Linked DNA regions of Homo sapiens: region 2 is linked to region 1. Evidence: chromatin loops called from intact Hi-C (ENCODE). Cell type or tissue: psoas muscle. All regions are shown on one strand. Links, peaks and the distances in the headings refer to the core of each region. The heading gives the core; the rest is flanking DNA. Region 1 holds the start of LOC105372249 (a long non-coding RNA gene). Region 2 overlaps DPP9 (dipeptidyl peptidase 9).

What was found. Peaks named below come from ENCODE experiments on the same cell type or tissue, not always from the same donor. Only the 100,000 strongest peaks of a DNase experiment are listed, where the experiment ranks them.
Region 2: a loop joins it to region 1, with 3 times the contacts of the local background. A loop is called at or near these places in 5 of 110 quality-filtered maps.

The regions. Positions count from the first base shown.
Region 1 is chr19:4,569,302-4,584,655 of GRCh38, reverse strand. LOC105372249 (a long non-coding RNA gene) reads right to left here and starts at 4,095. Exons shown (of 3, transcript XR_001753848.3): 1 at 3,884-4,095. RefSeq lists silencers at 248-437, 9,025-9,319 and an enhancer at 8,775-9,367. In psoas muscle, for the core only: a CTCF peak has its summit at 8,487 (motif pointing left); DNase peaks (open chromatin) are centred at 8,455 and 9,145; H3K27ac peaks cover 1,966 bases.
Region 2 is chr19:4,710,626-4,715,625 of GRCh38, reverse strand. It overlaps DPP9 (dipeptidyl peptidase 9), which reads left to right. Exons shown (of 22, transcript NM_139159.5): 4 at 1,289-1,545. Among named protein-coding and RNA genes, the nearest start is that of DPP9, 11 kb to the left of the region's middle. RefSeq lists enhancers at 882-1,381, 1,382-1,883, 1,354-2,553. In psoas muscle, for the core only: a CTCF peak has its summit at 2,782 (motif pointing right); DNase peaks (open chromatin) are centred at 1,855 and 2,585; H3K4me3 peaks cover 2,108 bases; H3K27ac peaks cover 5,000 bases.

The DNA.
Region 1 (15,354 bases), core at 5,837-10,836:
GCCATTTGGGGAAGGGATGGGACCCAGGCGACCTCTCTGAGCGGCTGCCCGTGAGCCTGACTACAGCTCGGCCCAGAGAGGGCCAGGGACCCCCGGGAGTCACACAGCGGGGCGACGAGGCTAGTGGTCCTGATGGGGGCGCGCAGGCATTGGGGCGGGGCTTCCCTTCCTGGCAGGCGCCGGCAGTAAGGGGCCGAGCTCAGCCTCACCCCATCCCGGGGACCCTGAAGGCCTTCTGACCTCCTCCGGGTCTCCCCGGGCCTCCTCGGACCCGGGGCCGCAGCCCGGGCCGCACTGGGAAGAAGGTGTCGGTGGCCGCGGGCGCCCGCAAAACCCGCACTGGAATCCACCCGGTCGGAGCAGGACGGGAGCGCTGCGCTGCCAACGCGCCCGCCCAGGCCGGGGAAACTGAGGCCCAGCGGGGCGGGGCTTTGCTCAGAATCCCACGGCTGGGAGGGCGCTGCTGGCTCTGGTGACCTCGGGCGATGCCCTGCCCCTCCCTGGGCCTCCCTGGCCCATCCTGCCACTGTCCTCCAGGTCAGGGCTCAGACAGCCAGGAGCCCTGGGCGGGAGGAGGGAGAGGCCCGGCCTGACCTTGCCCCGGTCCAGGACATGAAAGACCCATTCATGGTCGCAGAAGCCTGGGTGGCAGCTGAGCCACCGGTGGGGGTGGGGCCTCCCTCAAGGCCTTTGTCCCCGAGGTCTCTCTGCCTAGAACGCCCTCCCCGCACACCCCTACCCCCACCCCCCTGCTTGGATCTATGGTCCCTCTAAGGCCTCCATGCCACCTCCTCGAGGTCCTCCTGGACCTCCAGCCAGTCTGTCTCAGCCTGCAGTTCTGTGCCCACTGGTTTCTGTATCCCCAGGCTAGACAAAAGGCACAGGGCAGATTTGTCTTGTTGACAGCTCAGTCCAGTATCTGGTACACAGTAGGTGCTCAATAAATGTTTGCTGAATGACTAGGGTGCAGAAGTACCCAGCTGGGCACAGCCAAGAAGGCAGGGGAGGGAGGGGATGCCAGGGGCTGGGCACAGCGCAGGGAAGGGAGTGTAGGTGGGAGGACGCAGATTCTAGACCCCAAGCCTTGGAGCTGGGGCTCGGCCCCCTCCCTTGTGGAGCAGGCCTCAGTGGCCCCCAGCGGGCAGGACACGGGGCGGGGTGGGGGCTGGACACCAGCAGGTGCCTTGGCTGATTTGCCTGGGATGCTGGGGCGGCCGGAAGGCGGGAAGGGCAAAACCACGGGCAGGAAGGCCTGGCTGCTCCCGGAGGTTTGTGGTCACCAGGATGGCCCTGGGAACATGCCCAGGAACTGGAAGACCTGGGCTGTCTCCATGGGTGCCAGGGAGCCTGCAGATTGCCGTGGGTGGCCTGGGGAGCGGGGTTCAAGTCCTGATACCCAGTCCCCACTGAGTGGCTGCTGGAAGCCAGTGCACAACCTGTCTGGACCCCCTGGATGGCACGGAGCCAGGGATGGGGCATAGTGGCCCCAGCACTCAGTAAGTGTGCAAGAAAAGTCACAAGCTACATAACAACAAAGTGTTGGCTGGTCTCAGTGGCTCATGCCTATAATCCCAGCACTTTGGGAGGCCAAGGTGGGAGGATCGCTTGAGGCCAGTAGTTCAAGACCAGCCTGGGCAATGTAGCAAGCCCCGGTCTCTACAAATAATAATAACAATTTTTAAAAAAATCATCTATCCTCTCTCTCCCCCATTTCTCTATTATCTATCTAAATTATAGAAAAACAGAAAAGAGGCCGGGCGCGGTGACTCATGCCTGTAATCCCAGCACTTTGGGAGGCCGAGGCGGGCGGATCACCTGAGGTCAGGAGTTCGAGACCAGCCTGGCCAACATGATGAAAGCCCATCTCTACTAAAAATACAAAAATTAGCCAGGCATGGTGGCAGTTGCCTGTAATCCCAGCTACTTAGGAGGCTGAGGCAGGAGAACTGCTTGAACCCGGGAGGCGGAGGCTGCACTGAGTCAAGATCATGCCACTGCACTGTAGCCTGGGTGACAGAGCAAGACTCCATCTCAAAGAAAGAAAGAAAAAGATAAGAAAAACAGAAAAGACAAGAAAAAATAAGTGTTTACAGAGCATCTACTGTATGGAGAGAGGCCAGAGCGACCAGGACAGCACTCAGTCCAGTGGGGGAGACGTACAGGATCACATCCACATGGGGAGGTACTTTGGACAGGGAGGGGCACTGAGGCATGGAGAGCAGCCCCTGCTGTCCTGAATTCATTCGAAGGGTCAGGAGGGTTACAGGAAGGTCTCTGAAACCTCTAGGCTCTGTCCTGGGGTCTCAAATTCATGGGGGAACCTGCAGTCCTCGAAAAACTCCTTTCTGGGCCACGTCCCACAGGGCGCTGGCGACAGAGGGGCAGGTCCGGGAGTCGTGAACCATGGAGATCTCTGCAGCCGGTTTGCTCAGGTCGAAAACCCCCTGACGCTCTCTAACTGGGTGACCTTGGACAAGACCTCCCTGTGCCTCAGTTTCCTGAAGTGTCGAGTGAATGTTGCTAAATGGAATACTTGTGGATTGAAGAAATGATCTCGTCTATGAAGGGGGCCACCCAGACCGTAGGGTTCCTGACAGCCTCATTGACCCCATGGGCTGGGTGTGATTGGGGCTGGATCCTGGGGATGCGAGTTTGAACAGAGGGGACCAGGAGAGGAAGTTGGGGCGGCTCAATTAATAAGTCCACCACCTGGACCAAAGCAGGGTGACCCCCTTGGGCCTCCCCCACAACTCACCCAAACGCCACCCACCGGCTCCGCCCTCCGCTCCGCGCCGCGGTTGCTCCGGGCCGGGTTTTGCGCGGCTCCAGCCCGGCTTTGGGGAGGTGGGGGGTTGCTGGAAAGGGGGGGCGGAGGTGGCAGAGCCGCGAGTCGCAGCGGCGGCCGCGGCGGGCGGAGGAGATGCGGCCGCGGCGCGCCCCCGGTCCGGCCGCCGCGCAGCGCCCCCCCCGGAGCCGACGCCAGCGCGCGGGGGGCCGGGGCTGAGCCCCCTCCCCCAGCGCAGCGCCGTGGGCCCGGGGGCGGGGAGAGCGCGCGCCCCCAGCCCCCCTCCCCAGCCGGGGATGCCGGGCTGAGCGGCCCGGCCGGGACAGGTGCGCGCACGGACCCCCCCAGCCCGCGCCCTCCCGCCCTCGCGCCTCCCGCCCGCGCACTCGCGGCGGCCGCGGCTCCGAGGTAAGCGCCCCGGGGCGTCTGCGGAGGGGGTTGGGGGAGGCGCGGGGATGGGGGCGTCTGTCGGCACGCAGCTGGGGGGACCGAAAGGCTGGCTGGGGTGGCCAGGTCAGGCGCTAGGACTGGGGGGCCTGCGGGCCCTGCCACTGGGAGGGGACGGATTTGGAGCCAGGGAGGGGGTTTGGGGAGCGCTAGAACGAGGGGGGGAATCTCTCAGCCACACAACTGGGGAGGGGACCGGATTGGAGAGGGGGTCGCTGGCCGTATGGAGGGATCCGGTGGGGGTCCGGTGGCATCGCTTTGGAGGGGCTGGATTTTGGCCTGGGGCGCTCCCTGAGCCTCCATTATGGGGGTGTCTAATGGCACCGCAACGTGGGGGGGGCGCTTGGATTGTTGACTGGGGGCCTGTATGTGCAGCTAGGTTGGGGGTTCTGTCGGCACCGCAGCGGGTGGAGATTTTGTCCTGGGGGGGCCCGGAGAAGACACAATAATGAGGCTCGCGGCTGCGCCGCTGGGGAGCTGGATTGGGGCCCAGGTGGGGGGTTCGGGGCAGGCAGGGGGCCTGTTGGTCGGGGGTTGGGGGTGGCGTTGGGGGGCGGGGTCCTGAGAGCCAAGTCGAGGCGACCCGGGGCTGGTGTGGGGGTCCTGGCACTGGGAGGCCCCTCCGCCCCACTTCGCGTCCGGCCGCCGCACCTTGGGCGCCCGAGTCCTCTCCGGCCTCCTGTCCAGCCCAGAACAGGACGAGTCGCGGGTCCAGGCCGCGGGGCAGGGGTCGCAGTGGTGTTGGAGGGGAGGGCCGGCCGGTCCGGATCCCCCCCGCTGCAGTGGGGGCCTGGGGGTTCGGGGGCCCCCAAGAGCTGACAAAAGGACAAAGAAAACGTCTATCTCCAAGCGCGCCGGGATGGGTGGGGGGCGCCGAGTGTGGCCCCCTCCCGCGGGCGCTGATTGGTCCCCGGGGTGGGGGTCACGTGCCCTCCTCTCCTGCTCTCCGCCTCTGGGCGCTCTCCGAGTTTGGGGCATCTCCCAGAGGGGGCGCTACTGTCATGAACCCCCACCTCTGCCCCGGCCGGGTTAATGCTGGAGCTAGGAGCGTTTGCAAGAGTCCTGGGGTTGGGGGAGGGATTCGCAGACCCTCACCCCCGCCGCCATGTGGCCCTCTCTCTCTCGCTGAGGTCTTTGACATCCTCTACCTGAGGCTGTCATCTTTGACCCCTAGACTGGAGCGGAACGGGGACTTGGAGTTACTGGGGTGCTCTGAGGCTTTGGGGTTCTGGGTTTGGGTTTAAGGAGGGAGGAGGGAGAGAGGGACTCATGGCTATGGTGACTGAAGGGGGCCCCTGCCCCATTTGTAAAATTGCATTTCTGTTTTTCTGTGTTCCTTCAGCTTGTGAGAAGGTCCAAATTCCCTCTCCAAAATAAAAATTCAGGACCCCTGGGGCATCCCCCTTGCCCCCAAACCCTTTCCCACATCCCGGGAGACCAGTTTCTTTCAGGCGCGGGACTTCAGGATGTACCTGAACAATTGCTTTAAACTCTACATAGGGAGAGCACAGGTTGTGGGGTGGGTGGTGGGGAACGGCTGGGGCCAAGGCTGAGTTGGAACTCACCTGGGAGGGGGTCTTAAACTCTCCGGGAAGTTGTCTGGGAGTCACTGCCACCCACACAGAGACGCCTCGGATATTGGGTAGGTGGCAGCCTGGCGTCAGCCTCTTGTCTGTTCTGAACCGGCCCATCCCAACAGCAGGTGGGGAAACTGAGGCCCGAGGAAGCCGTTGAAACCCAAGAGCTCTCCTGCATCCCAGCTCCTCCTAAGGGTTGCCCTGAAGCTCTGCTCCTCCCTTCTTCCCCTTGACTCTGGGCTATGCAGGAGCTTTGAGAGGAGGCGCTTAGCTGTGTGGCCTCAGGCTGGTCCCTAGTCCTTTCTGGGCTTCAGTCTCCCCAGGAGATGCGCTTTGGTTTTGGACTGGAGTTGGGGGAGGTGAGGCAGAGAGGGGTCGCTTGAGACTGTCTTGATCTGTGCCTGCCCCATTTTGCCTCTGGTTCCCCCACCAGACTCGGCTGGGGCTGAGCCCCCACAGGATCTTAGGGTCTGTGTCACCTTCTCTGCTTTGAAGTGAGTTGTCTCCAAGCCTAGGTATCCAGTCCCCCCAGGAGGGGCCTTTCCCCCTGAGACCTCAGTCCTCGCCTCTGACCGATGGGCATAGAAGGGGCTGGAGATGTGGCATGTCCTCTGCAGTGGCCACACCAGGCTGGCAGCCGGAGTTTGCTGGGGTTACCAGGACTGGGCCTGGAAGATAGAAATCAAACTGCCCTTGGAAAGGTGACCATGACGTCAGCCTGCAGGACAGGTGAGCTGGATCCCTGGGGACTGAAGGATGTTGCTGGTCACCGCCCGTCTCCTGGGAAGGAAGGTGTCCCGAGCTGACCCTGGGCGTGGCCCTGTCCTGTGGGCCCGGAAAGGGAGATGCTGGAGGGAGAAACTTCCAGGGCAGTGGTCAGGACAGGTGGGAGCAGGGAAAGCTGCCTGGAGGAGGGAGTACTGGGACTGGGCTTGAAGGAGAAGGATTCTGCCTGGAGGAGAGGGGGACAGGCATTGCAGGCAGAGGGAACAGCAAGGATCATCACAGTGGGGTATGTTGGAGGAGCCCTGAGTGGCTAGACTATTTAAGAGGACCATGAGGTAGGCAGTAGCCTTGAATGCCAAGCCAAGGAGCAAACTTTATCCCAAGGGCAATGGGGAGCCATGGAAGGTTATAGAGCAGGGGGAGGGGCATGAGTCACATTTCAGATCTTGAGGAAGGGTAGCTACGAGGAGACAGGCTCCTTGGAAACCAAATGCATTGCTGGAAGGAGTGGTGAGCCGCCCCTCGTGGGAGGCAGGCCAGAGGGGTTGGACGGCTGTCTTTGCAGAATCCTGGATAAATAATCCTGATATTGGTCAGCCCCAAGTGATCTCCTGGATTTTTTTTTTTCAATTTCCAGGTACTGTGGGTTTTCTGAACTGCTGTCGTGTTTGAGATAGCAGGTTCTGAGAGTCTCAGGTATTTAAGGGGTTGTGGGCTCTCATACTGTGACTCCTCCAAAACCCAGCCGTGATTTGGTTGGGCTGTGGCTTTCTCTTGGCCATGGTCGTGCATTTCTTCCCTCCCTGTCTTCATGTAGCAGCAGTAGGGAAACTAAGGCTCAAAGCAGCCCAGGATTCAGGCCCCAGCCACCGGCCCCATGTCCTTTGGCTGAATTATCCCAAAACAGACCCTTCACCCTAGACACCCTCACCATCATGCATGGTGGTGCTGGGGTCGGGTGTGTGACCATAGGAACCCAGGCACGCAATCCTTTTTCGTTATCACGGTCCTTCATCACCTCTCCTCCAGGGACATCCAGGTGAAGTGGCAGACATTAGGACAAGTAAGACAGTGGCGGTGGCTCACGCCTGTGATCCCAGCACTTTGGGAGACCGAGGCGGGAGGATCACTTAAGGCCAGGAGTTCAAGACCAGCCTGGCCAACATGGCGAAACCCCGTCTCTACTAAAAATACAAAAATTAGCTGGGCGTGGTGGCTCACGCCTGTAATCCCAGCTACTCAGGAGGCTGAGGCAGGAGAATCGCTTGAACCCAGCAGGCAGAGGTTGCAAGGAGCTGAGATCACGCCACTACACTCCAGCCTGGGGGACGGAGCAAGACCCCGTCAAAAAAAAAAAAAGGAAAAAGAAAAAGTAAGAGACTTGGGAGGCTGGGGACCACCCTTAGGACTCTTTGGCAGGGACATGGGGCCCTACTACTTGCCACCCTCAATGCTCCTTCTCTATCTGGCCCCAGGGTCCAAAGCTGGCCACCCCAGGGCCCCACTGGGAGGCAAGGCCCACTCTAGACTACATTTCCCAGGATGCACCATGGCCCAGCTAAGCCAGCCTTCCAAGGGCGGACCTAGGAGGGAGCTTCCCAAATACAGGAACCCAGAGGAGGATTGTGGGTTCCCAGGTGGGCCTGGTTCCAGGCAATTAGGTCCCTCAGTCAGTCAACAAATGCTGCCAGTGGTCCCCATGTGCTGTGTCCTGTGCTGGGTGATGCTAGGATCCCAGAGAGGTAACTTTAACTCCTCTGTCTAGTTGGAGGGGCTTCCAGGCCAGAGGAAGAGAAACAGGGGCAGGCACTGGCCACCCGTGCTACACAGGTTCAGGGCTAGGGCAGAGGGAGCAACTGGGGCTAGGGAAAGCTGTACCCTGCCTCATGGATCAGGGAAGATGTACCAGGAAGGGGCACTGTAGCTAGGGCCATGATGGATGTTTAGGAGTTCACTAGGGGGCAGCCATATGTTTTCTGATGATTGCAGAAGAACCTCCCTCCCCTGAAGGCCATGGACTCAGAGCCCCTGGGGAAGCTGAAGTAGCCATTCTGAATTATCGCCCTCATAGGCAGCCGTAGCATTTGGATCAGACTGACTTGAGATTGAATCAGTTTTTTCTCTCACTCACTCATGCCCCCTCTCTGAGCCTCAGTTTCCCCATGGGTAAAACAGGGGTTGCTGTTCTGCCTCCCTTAGGGTTGACCATTTAAACAAGAGGTTGCAGGCAAAATGCCACATATAGTTCTGTTGGGTTTCTGACTCCAAGAAAAGGAACAACCTTGCAAAGCAGAAACGTGGAGCTTCTGGCCATGATCTCATTTGGAGCTGTGGGAGCATTGCTTGCATTTAACAAGTGGACTGATGTTTAGTGAGCACCTATTAAGTGCCAGGTGCCGCGGACCCAGCAATGACCAAGGCATAGACTACTGCATCCTGCCCTTGTCGAATTCCCAGCTGGGTGGGGGGACAGGGGAGCACAGACACTAACTAGAGAAAGGGCAAGGTAAATCAGGTATAGTCAGTGCCCTGAAGACAGTTATCTTGCAAGTGGCTGAGAAGGGCGGGGCTGTGTTCACTGAGGCTGTCGGGGAGGGTGTCTCTGAGGAGATGACATTTGAGCTGAGACCTGGAAGATGAGAAGGAGCTGGTCATGCAGAGATCTTGGGAAGCAGCACTTCAGGCAGAGGGCACGGCCCGTGCAAAGGCCCTGGGGCAGGACCTCACCTGGCGTGTTGGAGGAACACCAAGTAGGCCCGTATGGCTGCAGCAGAGTGTGGAGGGGAGAGTGGGAGGAGGGAAGGGCAAGGAGAGTACGGGGCCAGTCATGCAGGGCCTCGTGGGCTGCAGTGAGGATTTGAGCTTCGACCCCCAGGGAGGTGGGAGCCATGGAGGGCTGCGGGAAGAGGAGGGACAGGACCTGACTCTTGGTGCCCTCTGGTGGCAGCTTTGGGGAAGACAGACGGGGGCGAGGCTGGAATTGAGGACCAGGTCCTGGTAATAATTGATGGGGGCCGGCCAGGCAAGGGTAATAGAGGGGGGCAAAGTGGATGGATAGGGGACAGATTTTTGGAGTCACCCACAAAACTTGCTGAGATGGATGTGAAGAGGCTGAAAGCCCCTTTCTCTGGGGGCAGGGCAGTGCTGTGGTTAACAGCGCAGCGTCTGGACTCCTGGGCCCGGGTTCAGATCCCAGCTTGGCCATTTCTGGGCTGTGCGACCTTGGCCCCATCCCTTGCCCACCCTGGCCCCGAGTTTTCCCACCTATGGAATGGTCAGAAGAGCCCCTGTGACCTACCCCGCTGGGCTCAGTGAGGGACAGGGCTGGGAACACGGGGTAGGCACCCTGTAAGTGTTTGCTGTTGTCCCTCTTTGAAGGTCGGAGCCTCAGGCTCTGGGGAGCAGTGAGGCACAGATGGGGATGACAGCCTCCCTGAGATGACCCAGCAAACTGGGGGCCCCTTCCCCTCGAACACTGTTCTCCACAGTCTGACGGTTCTCAAGCCCCATCCCCCAGCACCCACGTCACTCTGCCAGCCCCTCCATCATTCCTGAGCCCTGACTCACCAGGACTTGTGGTCCGCTCTGACCCCGGGGCCTTTCCCCTGGGACCTATTTCCCGCCTTTGTCTTCTTCAAGTTCATTCGCCAGGTCTTCCGTTCCCAGCAGCACTTGGCACTCCCTGAGACCTCCACCCCCATTCCCCACCACCTCTCTCAGCGGGGCCCCCTCCAGGCCTCTCACACTGGTCCCGGCCACCTGGGGATCCCCAGCCTCTTGGGAGGGGCAGAGACTGGAGGAATTCTGGGGGAGGAGTTCAGCAGTGCGGGGAAGGGCACCCAGAACCCCAACTTGGAGGGGAAGGGCTCCTCATTTTCTGCCCCTAGATCAAGCCCCCAAAGGCCGGGCCATCTTTCTTCCTCCCTAAGTGGAGTCCCTATAACAGAACCTTATTCTCCTCTGAACTCCACAACTGGGTCCCAAGCTCACGACCCACCCCTCTGTACTTCCTCCAAATTGGGTCTGAAGGGAGGACCTGTCCGTCCCCAAACCTGCTTTGGAATCTGTGGGTGCTCGACGCCCCAGCCCCAGCCTGGATTCCCTTGGAGCCCCAGCCCCCTCGAGCCACCCCCTCCTGGGTCCCTTAATTACCTGCTGGGTATAAATGACACTTTAATTTCCTCTGAATGGTCGTTGCAACCCCCCCCACCGCCCCACCCATTCCTAATTACAAGTTGCTGTTTCCGACTTGCCTCCTGGTGGCCCAATTTCAAAACAGTGATTAAAATTAATTACCTGGGGGCCCCCTCCCCGGAGGGGAGGAGCCCCAGGAGCCCCAGAGATGCATCCACGTCCCCACTGGAGGTTCTGCCTGGGCTCCCACACCCTGGCTTCCCGAGTGGCCTGGGGACAGGGACAGCCTCTCTCTGGGTCTCTGCTTGCTTATCTGTGAAATATTTCAGCTGGCCAGATGCGGTGGCTCACGCCTGTAATCTAACACTTTGAGAGGCTGAGGCGGGTGGATCACTAGAGATCAGGAGTTCGAGACCAGCCTGACCAACATGGTGAAACCCTGTCTCTACTAAAAATACAAAAATTAGCCAGGCAAGGTGGCACGTGCCTGTAATCCCAGCTACTTGGGAGCCTGTGGCAGGAGAATCGCTTGAACCTGAGAGGAGGAGGTTGCAGTGAACCTAGACTGTGCCACTGCACTCTAGCCTGGGTGACAGAGCAAGACTCTGTCGCAAAAAAAAAAAAAAAAATTTAGGGTGTGCCATCATCACGGGCAGGTAGCACATTGTGAGCACTTGGAAAATGTCAGCAAGAGGCGGCCTCACACAGTGGCTCACGCCTTTAATCCCAACACTTTGGGAGGCTGACTCAGGAGAATTGTTTGAGCCCAAAAGTTCAAGACCAGCCTGGGTATCATACCCCCTACAAAAAATACAAAAAATTAGCTGGGTGTGGTGGTGCACACCTGTAGTCCCAGCTACTCAGAAGGTTGAGGCAGGAGGATCGGGTGAGCCTGGGAGGTCGAGGTTGCAGTGAGCTGAGATCACGCCACTGCACTCCAGCCTGGGTGACAGAGACCCTGTCTCAAAAAAAAAAAAATGTCAGCAAGAAGCAAGATCACGTTTGCATCCATGGCACCCTTATGTGCTATGTGACCTCAGCAAAATGGCTTAACCTCTCTGAGCTTCAGTTTTTCCATCTGCAAACAGAGATGAGGGTGCTGGTCTCTGAGGGTTGATGCCGGCAAGAAATAAGTTCATATGTGGGAAAAGCATGGCGCATAGTAGGTGCAGTCTTCCTAAATCTGATCTTGAATTCCTTCTCTCCTGGCCTGCTGTGAGTTGAATGTGGAAGGCGGCTCAGGGTAGAGTCCCATCCTTTGCAAAAGAGACACTCGGCATTAATTGAGTGCTTCCTGCATGCAGGGCTCTGTGCCAAGCCCTGGACATGCACAACCCTGAGCATGGCTGAGTCTCCAGCCATATTGGTGCACAGTAGGTGTTTAAGAAGTCTGGAATGAACATATCCTTGCAACTATTTTAATTAATTTATTTATTTATTTGAGACGGAGTCTTACTGTCACCCAGGCTGGAGTGCAATGGTGCAATCTCAGCTCACTGTATCCTCCGCCTCCCAGGTTCAAGCGATTCTCCTGCCTCAGCCTCCCAAGCAGCTGGGATTACAGGCGCCCACCACCACGCCCGGCTAATTTTTGTATTTTTAGTAGAGACGGGGGGTCCACCATGTTGGCCAGGCTGGTCTCGAACTCCTGACCTCAGGTGATCTGCCCGCCTCGGCCTCCCAGTGTCGGGATTACAGGCGTGAGATACCGCGCCTGGCCAGCTATTTTATTTTTAAATTATTATTATTATTATCATTAGTAGTATTATTTAAGTCAGGGCTCTCACTCTGTCGTCCAGCTGGAGTGCAGCGAGGCCGTCACAGCTCACTGTAGCCTTGACCTCCTGGGCCCTAGTGATCCTCCCACCTCAGCCTCCCAAGTAGCATGTCGCACCACACTCAGCTAATTATTATTATTATTATTTTTTAGAGATGGGGTCTGGCTGTGTTGCCCCGTCTGGTCTTGAACTGGCCTCAAGAGATCCTCCTGCCTCAGTCTCCCAAAGTACTGGGATCACAGATGTGAGCCACCTCGCCCAGCCTCCTTGGAACTATTTTATAAGTGGGGGCTCTTGCTGGGACATTCGTTCAGCTGATTTGTTGAGCACCTACTGTGTGCCAGGCCCCATGCTGGGCACTGGAGTCACAGCAGTAACTGAGACAGACCCCTGCCCTTGTGGAGCCAATATTTTTATCCTCATCTTTCACAGGAGGAAACAAGCTCAGAGATGGGAGGGTTCTAACCCAAGGCAACACAGCAGTCACGACAGTTAACTAAGCACCTATCATGGGTTGCTCATTTACCCCTCATGAGAAGCCGATGTGGATGGTTATCATGCTTGGTTCGCTGATGGGGAAACTGAGGCTCTGAGAACTGAGGACTCAGGAGGGAAGGTCAAGAGTGGAGGGGAGGCCGGGCGCGGTGGCTCACGCCTGTGATCCCGGCACTTTGGGAGGCCGAGGCGGGCGGATCACGAGGTCAGGAGATCGAGACCATCCTGGCTGACACGGCGAAACCCCGTCTCTACTAAAAATACAAAAAATTAGCCAGACGTGTGTGGCAGGCGCCTGTAGTCCCAGCTACTCGGGAGGCTGAGGCAGGAGAATGGCGTGAACCCGGGAGGCGGAGCTTGCAGTGAGCCGAGATCGCGCCACTGCACTCCAGCCTGGGTGACAGAGCTAGACTCTGTCTCAAAAAAAAAAAAAAAAAAAAAAGAGTGGAGGGGAGGCCGGGCGCAGTAGCTTAGGACGGGCGCAGTGGCTCACACCTGTAATCCCAGCACCTTAGGAGGCCGACTTGGGCGGATCACCTGAGGTCAGGAGTTCAAGACCAGCCTGGCCATCATGGTGAAACCCCAACTGTACTAAAAATACAAAAATTAGCCAGGTGTGGTGGCATGCACCTGTAATTCCAGCTACTCAGAAGGCTGAGGCAGGAGAATCGCTTGAACCCGGAAGGTGGAGGTTGCAGTGCGCCTAGATTATGCCACTGCACTCTAGCCTGGGCAACACCAGCGAGACTGCTTCAGAAAAAAAAAAAAAAAAAAAAAGTGGAGGGGAGGCTCATAGGCCGCCTCCCAGGCTGGGCAGGGATGAGTTAACCGACATCCAGTAGGATGGGGGACACGGGGGCCTCTCTCTTCTGCCCCACCCCTCATGCCTGGGCCCCAGGGACTCCCTCCAGCCTTCCTGCCAAGTTCCTAGACAGCCCCAGAGCCTGGCTGGGCTGTGATGGGGGCGACCGAGGCAGCTGGAGGGGCAGCTGTAAGCAGAGCCCGTAACCAGACCTGGACGGCCCTGGGGCCCGGCTGCCGGGACCAGGTTACTCGATCCCCCGAGGGATGCTGGCCCCGGAGCCAGAATCCTGGGGCGGCCCGGACGATAGGGAGCTCCTTGTATGGAACTGGAGGCAGACATCCCGCCCTCGTCCCTTGTGCTGTGGCAGATGGAGAAACGGAGGCTTCAAGCCTGCCTGGGATCACTGTCATCTTGGAACAGAGAGGCCCAGAGAGGGCGTGTAGCTGGCCTAAGGTCACACAGTAAGGTCATTTAACCTAAAGTGAATGCCTGTGTGCCAGGCCCTGAGCTAGTGTCTTTATTTTATGGACAACAGCAAAAAAAAAGATGCGGGCAGGGCACGGTGGCTCATGCCTGTACTCCCAGCAGTTTGGGAGGCCGAGGTGGCAGGATCACTTGAGGCCAAGAGTTCAAGACCAGCCTGGGCAACATAGCGAAACCCCGTCTCTACAAAAAGTACAAAAATGAGCTGGGCATGGTGATGCACACCTATGATCCCAGCTTACTGGGGAGGCTGAGACAGGAGGATTGCTTAAACCTGGGAGGTTGAGACTGCAGTGAGCTATGACGGCACCACTGTACTCAGCCTGGGCAACAGAGCAAGACCCTGTCCTTAGAAACAAACAAGAAATGAGGCTGAGTGTCGTGTCTGAGTGAAGGGGAGAGCCCCAGGAGTCCTTTCTGTGCTGTGCCAGCCTCCCCATCCACCTTGACCTTCTGTCTCTTCCTCTAGTGGTCTCAGTCTCCACGCTTTTTCCTCTGCAGTTCCTTCCCCTTGGAGCACCTTCCTCACCTTGTCACGAGGTCTCCCCTTCGACCTTCAGGCCTCAGCTCAAATGTCCCCTCCTCTAATCATTCCTCATGTTTTTATGGTCGTGCTTATTATTGTCAGAAGCTATCGAGTTCCGATATTGGTTAACGTGTGTAGTGTACCCCCGTCTCCCCACGGGACTGGGAGCCCCATAAGGGTAGGGCTTTGTAGCTGTCTCGGTCACAGCTGTGTCCCCATGCCTGAACACATGTGTCTGGTATACAGCTGGTGCCAAATAATTATTAATCCAATGAGTAAGTAAGTGACTTCCAATTTGGGGTACAGGGCGCCAGAGCTGGATGCAGTTGCTTCCAAGTTGGCGGTTGAGCGAAGATGAGGGCAGGGTAGTTGTGGCTGGGGGAACCCAGGGAAACTGAGGCCCAGCCAGGGCAGTCAGAGAAGGCTTCCTGGAGTCGGGGACACGCATGCATGGCCTTGACTGGTAAGCAGGAGTCAGCTGTAGGGCTTGGAGGACAGAGCGTGAGGTTACTATGTCTGGCTGGTTGGGAGGGCAGCTGGACCTTGAGGAGGCTAAAAAGGTTCCCCAGCAGAGGGGACAGCCTGAGCCAAGGTCTGCAGGGAGGGGCTGGAAATGCCTGATAGTAGGTGAGGGCAAGAAGAAGCTTCAAGTTATTCCCAGGGTGGGAGGTGTCCTTGAACACTGAGGTATAAAAAAAATTGGTTCTAGGCCGGGCGCGGTGGCTCAGGCCTGTAATCCCAGCACTTTGGGAGGCCGAGGCAGGCGGATCACGAGGTCAGGAGATCGAGACCATGGTGAAACCCCGTCTCTACTAAAAATACAAAAAATTAGCTGGGCGCGATGGCGGGCGCCTGTAGTCCCAGCTACTCGGGAGGCTGAGGCAGGAGATTGGCGTGAACCCAGAAGGCGGAGCTTGCAGTGAGCCAAGATCGTGCCACTGCACTCCAGCCTGGGCGACAGAGTGAGACTCCATCTCAAAACAAACAAACAAACAAAATTGGTTCTTCTTCTGTGGGGCACTGGGGAGCCATGGTAGGCCTTTGAGCAGGGGAGTGGCAGGGTCAGAGCTGAGCTTGGGATATGCAGTAAAGGGATGGCTTGTTGGTGGTGCCGGGGTCAGAGAGGAGAGTGGGCATTGCCCTTGAAGGACAGCTCAATACCCAGGCTAGGAATTACCCCTGGGACAGAGCCAGGGACCAAGCCAGCTTCTGGAAGTAAGAAGGATTCAAGGTAGATTGAAAGTAAAACTTCCCTGCTCAGGCAAAAAAGAAAAAAAAAAAAAAAGGGCCAGGCACGGTGGCTCACGCCTGTCATCCCAACACTTTGGGAGGCTGAGGCAGGCGGATCACCTGAGGTCAGAAGTTCAAGACCAGACTGGCCAAACATGGTGAAACTTTCTCTCTATTAAAAAGACGAAAAAATTTAGCCAGTCATGGTGGCGGGTGCCTGTAGTCCCAGCTACTTGGGAGGCTGAGGCAGGAGAATCGCTTGAACCCGGGAGGTGGAGGTTGCAGTGAGTCAAGATCGCACCACTGCACTCCAGCCTGGACAAAAAGAGTGAGACTCCATCTCAAAAAAAAAAAAGAATTTTAGCTAC
Region 2 (5,000 bases), core at 1-5,000, 140 kb before region 1:
CTCCCGAGACCCAGCATGTCTCCCCGCGAGCCCACTGAGAGATAATCATTCCACAGTGCTCCGTGGAATGCCTGCCACGTGCCAGCCACCAGCTAAGGTTCTGGGAGCACAGCTGTGAATGGGACAGACATGGGGGAGACAGGGGTCCCACAAATAACCGCTGTGATGAAGGTGGAGGGAGGGGACAGCCAGGTGGCGTGTGAAAGATGAGCAGAAAGACCAGCTTCAGCGTGGATGGTGTGAAAGGTTTCTGACGGCCTGCCAAGTACTTCAGCTGAGATCTGATTAGAAGCTGGCCAAGCAGGCTGGGTGCAGTGGCTCATGCCTGTAATCCCAGCACTTTGGGAAGCTGAGGGAGGCGGATCACTTGAGGTCAGGAGTTCGAGAGCAGCCTGACCAACATAGTGAAACCCTGTCTCTACTAAAAATACAAAAAACATTAGTTGGGCATGGTGGCAGGCACCTGTAATCTCAGCTACTTGGGAGGCTGAGGCAGGAGAATCGCTTGATCCTAAGAGGCAGAGGCTGCAGTGATCTGAGATCACGCCACTGCACTCCAGCCTTTGGAGACTCTGTCTCCAAAAAAAAAAAAAAAAAAAAAAAAAAGTATATATATATAAACATATATCAAAGAAGTTAAGCAAAGTGAGGAAAAATGCACTCCGAGCAGGAGGGCCAGCATGTGCAAAGGCCCTGCGGTGGAAAGGAATTTGGCCTGTTTGAGGAGCTGAGTGAAGGCTCATTTGGCTGGGTCACAGGGATAAGAAGGATGAGATTCAAGGGCTTGGCAGGGGTCGACAGCAGCCTTGAGGTGGTGGTGAGAACTGGTTGTTATCCCGGGGACTGTGGAAAACCAGGAAGGGTTTTAAGTGATGGGGTCTTGGCAGTGGATGTGGAACATCCTGGTGGGAGGTGGTTTCAGTCATTCAGCCAAAGCCAAGCATGGTGGCTCACACCTGCAGTCCTAGCAACTTGGGAGGCTGACGCAGGAGGATTGCTTGTGGCCAGGAGTTTGAGACCAGCCTGGGGAACATAGTTGAGACCCCCATCTCCAAAAAGAAGAATGTTTTTAAAGATCATTCATTTGAGAGGTGATGGTGGCTTGAATCTTAGCAGCATTAGTGACATGGAGAGAGGTAGACCAACCCAAGAAGTGTTTAGGGAGTGGGGAAAGCGGCAGGGGTGGGGCTCGTCTGGAAGAACCTGAGTGCCTCGCAAGGGGCAGCATTGGGGCAGCTCGTAGGTAAAACAGTTCTCCTTTCTCATAGTCTTTGCTTCCTCCCCGCAGCTTCTCGCTGAATTCCGAGGGGGCTGAGAGGATGGCCACCACCGGGACCCCAACGGCCGACCGAGGCGACGCAGCCGCCACAGATGACCCGGCCGCCCGCTTCCAGGTGCAGAAGCACTCGTGGGACGGGCTCCGGAGCATCATCCACGGCAGCCGCAAGTACTCGGGCCTCATTGTCAACAAGGCGCCCCACGACTTCCAGTTTGTGCAGAAGACGGATGAGTCTGGGCCCCACTCCCACCGCCTCTACTACCTGGGTAAGCCGGGCCCTGCAGGCTGCTTGGGCGGGGACAGCATCTGGGACCACAGTTCCCTGGTCCTCTCTGTTCCCAGAGGTCCACAGGAGTTGGAAGATCTGCTCGGATGGCTGGGCCCTGGGCATGCTGTCCTTCGAGGCTCAGCCACAGACAGCTCTGACTACAGGGAAGGGCTGCCGCGGGGTGGGTGGGGCGGCCCCCGGAGGGTCAGCCGTGCAGGGAGCCATGCACAGGGCAGCCCCGCTCCTCCATGTGGCCAGGATGCCGTGGCTCAAGCCGGCCCTGTGGCTCCAAGCCCGGAGATTGTTTCCAGTGCTAGTCAGCCGGGTCCACCCCCTGAGTCACTTCCCAGCCACCTGGTCCGGGCTGGGTGGGGCTCGTGACAAACAGGACTGGACTGAACCATTCCCAGAGGGAGTCGGGAGTAACTCCAGGAGGAGCTCGCCGTGGAGGTGCGTCAAGAAGGATCCCGAGGTTCCGGGAAAGCCGCCCGGATGGCAGAACCTGGTTTGCCGCCGGTGACAGCACAGGGGCGGCTTGCCACGCGCTTGCAGCCCCTGCTGCAGGCTCTGGATCCACACTTCCTCCTCTGGGCGTGTGCCTGCACGCAGCTCCTCCTGCAGCGTCTGCAGTGCCTCACGGGACTGGGCTCCTCTGCACCACGAGTGCCTTCAGGGCACGGGTTAGGCTGCATGTCCTCCAGCAGCTTCTGCAGCCACTGTGGGCCTGGCTCCCGTGAGGTGGGCAGCGGATATTCGGATGGTGCCCACTGCACCCAGAGGCCTTAAGAGCTGGGAGGAAGGACACCTTGGAGAGATCAGCCAGGCCTGTGTCTTTGAAAGCAGCGTGACACATGGCTGGGGACCAAAGGCAGCGTCTCTCCCGCTTGGCACCATGGACATTGGGGCCAGATCGTTCTCTGGGGTGGGGCCGTCCGGCCACTGCAGGGTCCTGAGCAGCGTTCCTGGCCTCCACCCACTCCATGCCAGGAGCAGCCACATCCCAGTGGTGACAACCACAGATGTCCTCAGACATCGCCAAGTGTTCCTTGGGGGTGGGGTGGCGCTGGGATCCTTGTCCAGACCGCTGCACTCATCCATGGGACTCATGGTGGTGTCCTCAGCCCCTGAGCCCAGGCCCGCGTGTGCTGCAGCCCCCAGCCAGCATTGGAACCAGTGAACGGCCGTCATCCTCTGCCTGAGGCTGACCACATGCTAACAACAGTGACCGAGGTGGACACCAGGTGGCTGTCTTCTTCCGCCATCAGCGCAGTCCCTCTCCACAGACAGACTTGTGTGGGAATCAGATGGTGGTCTGGCAAACAAAGAATTTAAAAGGAAGAATCATCCAGAACAGGGGTCGGCAGGTGACAGCCGTCTTCAGAAGTCAGGTTTTCCTGGTCCCTGTTACTTTCCTGACATCTTTGGCTGTTCTCAAGCTACAGCAGGAGAGTCACCGCAACAGAGGTCATATGGCCCACGTAGCTGAAAACATTTACTGTCTTCCTTTTATTTTTCATTTTTTTTTTTAGAGATGAGGTCTCACTCCATTGCCCAGGCTGGAGTGCAGTGGTGTAATCACAGCTCACTGCAGCCTGGAAATCCCTGGCTCAGGTGATCATCCCAACCTCAGCCCTCCAGGTAGCTGGGACTATAGGCACGTGCCACCATGCCCAGACAATTTTTTGTATTTTTTGTAGAGATGAGGTTTTGCCGTGTTGCCCAAGCTGGTCTTGAGCCCCTAGGCTCAAGCAGTCCTCCTGCCTCAGCCTCCCAAAATGCTAGGGTTTCAGGCATCAGCCACTGCACCTGGGCTGTCTGGGCCTTTAAGAATGCTGGCCAACTCTAGTCTGGGAGAAATTGGACTGAAATGGCTTGAGTTTCAGTTACCTGAGAGAGCTTGGCTGTTACGACTACAAGTGTACAGACCACGGCTGCCATGGGCCGTTGCCTCTTTTTTATCCTGTGGCGCCCACAGTCTTGGGCCACTTGCTCCCGTTGGGGTTGCTGTCCTGGTCAGGGCGTTTGGAGGAGTTTTCTGTGGCTGCCATTGTGAAAATTATTCACACTTCTGGAGGGCAGAAATCCAAGATCAAGGTTTCCTCAGGGCCACGCTCCCTCTGGAGGCTCCAGAGGAGAACCAGTCCTGGCCTCTTGCAGCTTCTGGTGGCGGCCAGCATCCCTTGGCTTGTGGCCACAACGTTGGAACTTCTGGCCTGATGGTCACACAGCTTCCTCCTCCTCCTCTTCTTCTCTTCTGTCTGAAATTCCCCTCTGCCTCCTTTTTTTTTTTTTTTTTTTTTTTTTTTGAGATGGAGTCTCGCTCTGTCACCCAGGCTGGAGTGCAATGGCGCAATCTTGGCTCACTGCAACTTCCGCCTCCTGGGTTCAAGCGATTCTCCTACCTCAGCCTCCCGAGTAGCTGGGATTACAGGTGCCTGCCACCATACCCAGCTAATTTTTGTATTTTTAGTAGAAGCAGGGTTTCTCCATGTTGGCCAGGCTGGTCTCAAACTCCTGACCTCAGGTGATCCGCCTGCCTCAGCCTCCCAGAGTGCTGAGATTACAGGCGTAAGCCACCGTGCCTGGCCTGCCTCCCTCTGATAAGGACTCATGATGCCATCTGGGTCACTTGGGTAATCCAGGATCATCTCCTCAGCTCAAGAGCCTTCACTTAATCCCAGCCGCACAGGCCTGTCTCTCTGTGTAACGTAGCCTCCACACCCGAGCCCCAGGATGTGGACACCTCTCTGTCAGGGCCATCATTCAAATCTCCGTGGAGCTGCTAAAAGGGACAGAAACCCTCCAAGCTCGTCTGAGCCATGAAGTACTCCTGGAGTAAAGGTAGAGGGGCATCTCATGGAACCCAAGAGCAGAAAGCCCAGTGGACCTCAGGAAGCAGCGCCTGAGAACCAGAGCCTTCCAGAAGCCAGGCATCTGTCCGTGCCTGGGTCCACCCCACCTCGCTGCCCACCTGTCCTCCGCAACCCCTCCACAGCGCCTGGGATTCCATGCCTCAGGTTCTAGCCACCAGCAGAAACGGAGGAACTTTCTCCAAATTTCCGGGACAAAGATTCAGATTGACTCCGCATAGATGAGATCGTCGGGTCGCCTGTGGCTCGTGTGTGTGTCTGGGGCTGGGACAGGCAGGTCCTCACAGTACACAGGAGGTGCTGAGGGCCCACCCCAGTGGGCATGAACTTGGCAGAAACCCCAGAACGTACCTAGAGTAGCTCAAAAACCAGACTGCCCCTTTCGGGGTGAAATTCACCCTTCAACGACTCCAGGCTGTCACTTCACACTGTCAGGGGCAGCACTGAGCTCACGTCACATCCAGGTTCTCGGGGCAGGCCTCCCCCCAGCCCCTGAGTAATAATAACACTTCTTAGCACTAGCCCAGTGTCCAGACTTCAAGGCCAGGCCTGGCCTGCTGCTCAAAGCATGGGACCTGTCCCC